Regions from separate parts of the Homo sapiens genome. Here region 1 is linked to region 2. Evidence: chromatin contacts called from ENCODE Hi-C or POLR2A ChIA-PET data. All regions are on one chromosome and are shown on one strand. The core of a region is the stretch at or near the end of the contact, and the rest is flanking DNA. Distances in the headings are between cores, read along the strand shown. Region 1 holds the start of LINC02029 (long intergenic non-protein coding RNA 2029). Region 2 overlaps LEKR1 (leucine, glutamate and lysine rich 1).

The links. Hi-C counts contacts between places; a loop is a spot of excess contacts on that map. ChIA-PET counts read pairs that join two places held with the same protein, here RNA polymerase II (POLR2A). Pooled maps may share reads with other maps.
Region 1: a map of PC-3 shows a loop between it and region 2 (8-fold over the local background). The contact joins the promoter of LINC02029 here to the enhancer-like site in region 2. A Hi-C loop is called at or near these places in 1 of 168 maps with a recorded cell type or tissue (PC-3) and 3 of 50 pooled maps. POLR2A ChIA-PET finds 5 or more read pairs at or near these places in 2 of 52 experiments (PC-3 and activated T-cell).

Annotation. Positions count from the first base shown.
Region 1 is chr3:157,080,406-157,083,105 of GRCh38, forward strand. It overlaps LINC02029 (long intergenic non-protein coding RNA 2029), which reads left to right and starts at 1,436. Exons shown (of 3, transcript NR_135546.1): 1 at 1,436-2,513. It overlaps LINC00880 (long intergenic non-protein coding RNA 880), which reads right to left. Exons shown (of 4, transcript NR_034007.1): 4 at 1,262-2,700.
Region 2 is chr3:156,861,173-156,863,872 of GRCh38, forward strand. The region is part of intron 3 of LEKR1 (leucine, glutamate and lysine rich 1); the gene reads left to right. Among named protein-coding and RNA genes, the nearest start is that of LEKR1, 36 kb to the left of the region's middle. Within about 2 kb of position 1,324, at least 2 of the 41 ENCODE cell types and tissues checked have a DNase peak (open chromatin) inside an H3K27ac peak, as active enhancers do; they include PC-3, where a contact is called at or near this core.

The sequences.
Region 1 (2,700 bases), core at 186-2,685, 220 kb after region 2:
CAAGTCTGTCATGTCTGATTCCAGACTCCTCAGGATATTTGAAAAAAACTAATTTATTTGAATTACATCAATGTCCTTTACTTGCATCTAAAAAATCAAAGTCAAGCTATGCTGATATGTGAGAGAGAATTGAGATGAATGAGGGCTGACTCCCAGTCTCTGCCCCTGTAATTACTTTCTTTGTAAGCCTGAATACCCAATCAGATGGACGCCTTCTGAACACATTTTTTCATATTTATGAAATACCTTTGAACAATGAAATCTGGAAACTCTGGCAACATCTGTGTCCAAATATATCCAAGTGTGTTTATGTTTTTAATTGAAGATCAAACAATTTTAGATGAACTCATCTATGGTATCATAGAAACTGCATATTTTTAGGTAATTCTTGAGAGCATTTTGCAAACTATTAAAGTAACTTGATATCATGCTATATCTTTAAAAGATATTTCTCAGCTGTGAATACTATTGGAATGAAATCGGGACTTTTCAAAAAAGTCTGCAGCATGAAAAGGTTTGCATATGAATTCTGATTCCATTAGAAAACCATTTCTTTTAGGACTGTTTTATCATTCTCTATTGGTTCATGTAATATGATTGGTTTGTTCTTATTCTAATTAAAGATGCAATTTATTAAAGAGTCTTTAACTTCACTAAGGCAAAGTTTAAAAAGCTTCTAATCAGATATTCTTGGTAGGCAGGAGAACTATAACCTTCAAACTCTCTGATGTTGTATGAAGCAGCTCTCATCTCTACACAAAGATTTTCACTTCTGTGATCTGGCCTGGTAAAACATTTATTCCTTTATACTCAGTCCTAGTTTGTTTTAGATCTGGGCCTCTGGGCCCATTAATTTGTATAGGATGATAATTTGTATAGGAAGACAGGTGTGCTGTTTTTCTTCAATCCTTGAGGATATTAGGAAAAACTTTAACCAATTAAGGGATCCCATCACCTGACGTTTCTTTGGGGAAAATGACTTTTGAAGGCATGTGGGGATTGTCAAGGAAATAATTTTCCCTTTAAATTACATGTTTGTACGTAAGAGGAATGCTGAGCAGGATATCAAGAGGCAGTGGTCACTCATGGCACTATTTTCAAAGTTAGTTAAACAAGGAAACCAACTCACATTTCCCCAGTTTAGCTTTTCATTTTTAAAACTTGCTGAATTCAGGTACATCTCGATTGCTCGTGGTAATAAAGGAGACATTAGGCGTGGATAACAAGACCGCAAATGGTGAGTAAAGCAAGACACCAGGTATCATTTCTTTCCTGTTTATTAACATTCACTCCAGGCTGTATACTTTGGTTACCATGGTCGCGTGGTGTCTGATGTCACAGGCCAAACCATATAAAATCACAGAGGCCACAACAGGCAGGAGGAGCGGCCTGGCTTTGTCTGAGTCAGGCAGCCCAGCGTGTGGGATGCCAGGCTGGATGTGCTGGGCCTGACCAGCCGCCCGCTTTCCTCTTCTCTTGCCTCTGCCTGCCCCCTGGTGGACAGCTGGGGTAAAGCATGGGAGTGCGCCTTTGGGGTCTCAGTGGGGCTGAAATACGACTCCTCCCCTAGGACAGCCTGCCTTCCCCAGCCTTGTTCTCCGGCAAAGTCAATTTCCTGGAGAATCGAGGCTCTGCCTCAGATGTTCGGAGCCTCCGCAGGATGAACACCTCCATTTCAATTCCAGGGGCTTTGATCAACCTGTGCCTCCCTTGATCCCCAACTTGTGGGCACCTTCCCTTGAGCAGTGCCCCCACGAGGTACACCTTTCCCGGGAAACAAAAATCATTCCTTCTTTGGGTCCTGCAAGCTGTAAAGAACCAATACAGCACTGTGCTACTGAACATGTTGCCACTATAGAAGCCCCTTGTGTTTTGAAGAGTACATCTCTATAGCCATTCGTTTATTCATCAGAAACCAGCTAGAAGCCAGGCCCTGTGCTGGGCGCTGGAGACATGGAAGAAACTGGGCTGAGGCTCCCGCCTTGAAGAGCTTGTGGCCCAGGGAAGGGACAGTTCATCTGTCATTGATTGCCACGTGACAGTGTCTATGATGCTAAAAAGATGCCAGTGCTGTGCTGCAGGAGCAAAGGCCGTGGAGGAAGAGGCTTTGGCTTTGTTGCGAGTCCTTGCCAGAGCCAGGCAAAGCCAGTCACCGCTTTGTTCAGATGACTCAGGTAAATAAATGAGGCCGCACAGGCTGTCCTGACACCACACACCTCTAGAATACCCTGGCTGTGCTGGGAGCTATTGGTGTCAGCTGAGTATTTTCATCCCTGTCCAAGTCACAATGATCTGACTGTACCAGCCTGTGTGGATGTTGCTAAGAGGAGGCAGACAGCACCATGAGCTCCCTTAGATGACGATCGGCATGATGTTCCTGCTGTGGCAGCGCTCAGCTCTTGCCAATGCTCTTCTCTGCTTTGCTCACTTTAAGCCTCCCTTAATTTTTTTGAAGCCCAGTTTCCACATTGCTGATTCACAGATATGCAAGACTCAGGCAGGAAAAAAAAAAGGTAATTATTTCAAATGACTCAGGCGCCCTCCTTGACTCTGGGATCTCTGTACAGACTTGCACTTTAAAAGCTGAGGGTAATGATGTTGTCATTTGTATAGGAAAGGCTGGAAGAAAAACACATTAGTGTTCTTCCAAACTCTTGACTTTTGGAAAAAATTAGCATAGAGAGGATGGATGCTCAGCCA
Region 2 (2,700 bases), core at 74-2,573:
TATAATGTGTATGCTTAATTTCATTCACTGAGAGGAAGAAAAATAGTATCTTGAGAAAATAAATACATCAACAACTCCCTTTATAAAAGGTCTTATCTTTTATACATGTCTCATCCAGGCTTCTGCTTTTTGTACTTTTGCAGCACTTTTTGGTGTTTATGGAAGTAGTGTAAAGGGCATTTATGCTAAAAATGATTGGGACAACTTAATTTTGAATAATCAAGATTTGATAGAACAAAGAACTGATGCAGAACTGTAGTTCTTATGGGATGGGGCCTACTTCCTAGGGAACTATTTTCAATCTCTGGGGCCTTTTCAATCCCTCACATCTCTCTTGAGATTCTGATTTGCCCATTTTGGGGTGTGGTAAGAATTCCTACAGTAAAATGAGGACTGTTACTGATGGAAGTCTGCTTGGGCATAGGAACATGGGAAAGGCAGGGAAAAAACGTTGAGTACCATTGTGGAAAAACATTCATTTTCAGGCCATTGAAAAATGGCTCCAGTAGACACAGGGCCATTAAAAAATAATTTTAAATCTAGAAGTTCATATCACTTTTTTTGTCTAGATGTGTAAGTATGAATTTATTACATTGATGTTTGTGCTATGCATTACTTGAACTTTGAGGAACCTAAACAAGCTTATTTATAACATGTAGATCTAAGATCAGCTAATCTTTTTATTATCTTTTCATTTTTCTCCCACACCAACACTAGATTGTGCTCCAGACCAAAGTCCTTAGGTATAGAACATACTATTTTCTTTTATTTCTTCTCTCCATGAACATGTGCAAACAGTAAATAGAAGTTGACAGGGGTTTTTACTATCAGTATAAATAATGTTTACCTGGGTTTCCTTGTTACTAAAACTGGCAAGGTTAAAGAGATTGATACTTATTTAACAATATTGATAGACCTATGTATATGTGTATATCTTTTATTACCAGCATAACTTTGAAAGCCCTTCGTGTATAATTATGATGTTGCTGTAGCAACATGGTTACCAAAATAAGGTACATTTTTTTTCTGCTTTGTCTTTTTAAGGCATTCTTTTTCTCCCAAAGCTTTTTAATCAGCAGTTTCAGGCCCAGCCACTTATTATTTTTTCTATTCACCTTTCCACTTTGAATTTCCCTTGCTTAAAATTAGTTACTTATTATTATAACAAATAAAATAATTTTTATTGGCATAAACATAGTGGGAATTATAAGAATGAATTCGAAGGGAGGCAGTGTATGATGTGGTATAGAGTACAGGCTCTGCTAATACCTAATCCTATGACTTTGCCCCTTAATCTTTCTGTGCTTTGGTTTCATCATCTGTAAAATGGACGGAGAAAGAGCTGCTTCACAGGGATGATACACACATTACTCATTGCTTGGTAGGAATTCAGTTACCTTTCACTTCCCTCACCTTCCTTTTTCCTTTTTCTATGTTTGTTAACTAAGGTTAGTAGCATACTGTTTCTCCCTATAAACATTGTCACTTTCATACCTAACTTGGATATCTAAATATTGACTAATTTCACAAAGGAAGTTCTTGAGTCTAGGAAATATCCTAATCTCAGCTCTCCCACAATTAATTCCAATTTAATTGGTGTTTTAACCAAAGTCTAGCCCAGCTTTGGTTAAGTTCGCAGCCGGTGGAGTTCCACTCAGTGGAGTAGAGATTTTATGGAAAGCATAACTGTAGAACTTAATTATTACTTTTATTTATTATATCCCCTTTCTTTGCAGAAAGGATATGCAGTGATTTAAAAGGGCATAATAAAATTATCAACATAGGAGGGAAAAGGGAGGGAGACGTTGGACAAAAAACAAGAATTTGAATATGTCGACCTCAAGGGTCAAAAGTTAAGTTTGGCTTTCCAGCAAATCCTTTTACCTGAGCTCCAGGGATTTTCATACTCATAGCCTTTTTGTAGGAGTAGGAATAAGGCAGGGGTTGGGGAGGTGGGTTTTTTGTTTGCTTATTTAAGCAAGGCTGACTTTAACATTGGAAGAAATCCCCAGGAAGTCTAAGCGAGATAATTCAGTAGAGTAATTAGGCTCTGGTGAGAACTTCTACTATCTGTGTATCTGAAGCCAGTCCTAATAGGCAATAGGTGGCCACCCCGTCTAATGCTGGACTCCATGCTGCTCTTCATCAAGGAGGCAGCAAAATTATTTTAAAGAATGCACCTCTGGCTTGTCTTTCAGTTAGCTTTTCTCTTGACCCTCATCCCTCCACCCATCTCCTTACTGCCTCACTTACCATAACGCCTGAACAAACAAGTCAGATCATGTTATTTTAGCTTAAGAACAGGTTAATTTTTATTTGTTGCAGGTTTGAATTAATGCACCTTCACAAAAGTGGACAATTTGAATTTTTCTCAGATTCTTTACATATTATTTACATATTTATAACTGGGAACAGCTTTCAAATTGGAGAAAAATGAATTAACTCATTGACTAAAGTATGATCCACAACTCTTATATCCATTTTACAGATGGCTAAGCAAACACAAAGAGATTAAATAATGATGCTCACACAGCTGATCAAATTCTTTATCTTTCTCTTTTATATGATATCACTATTCAGGTTAGTTGAAGAAACCAAACAAATACAGCTATGGTAAGTTATGGTAGAGTGAAGAGACTGTCATTGGAGGCACCTATTTTAAAAGGACAAGGCACACCAAATCTTGAGCCTTGTCTTCTT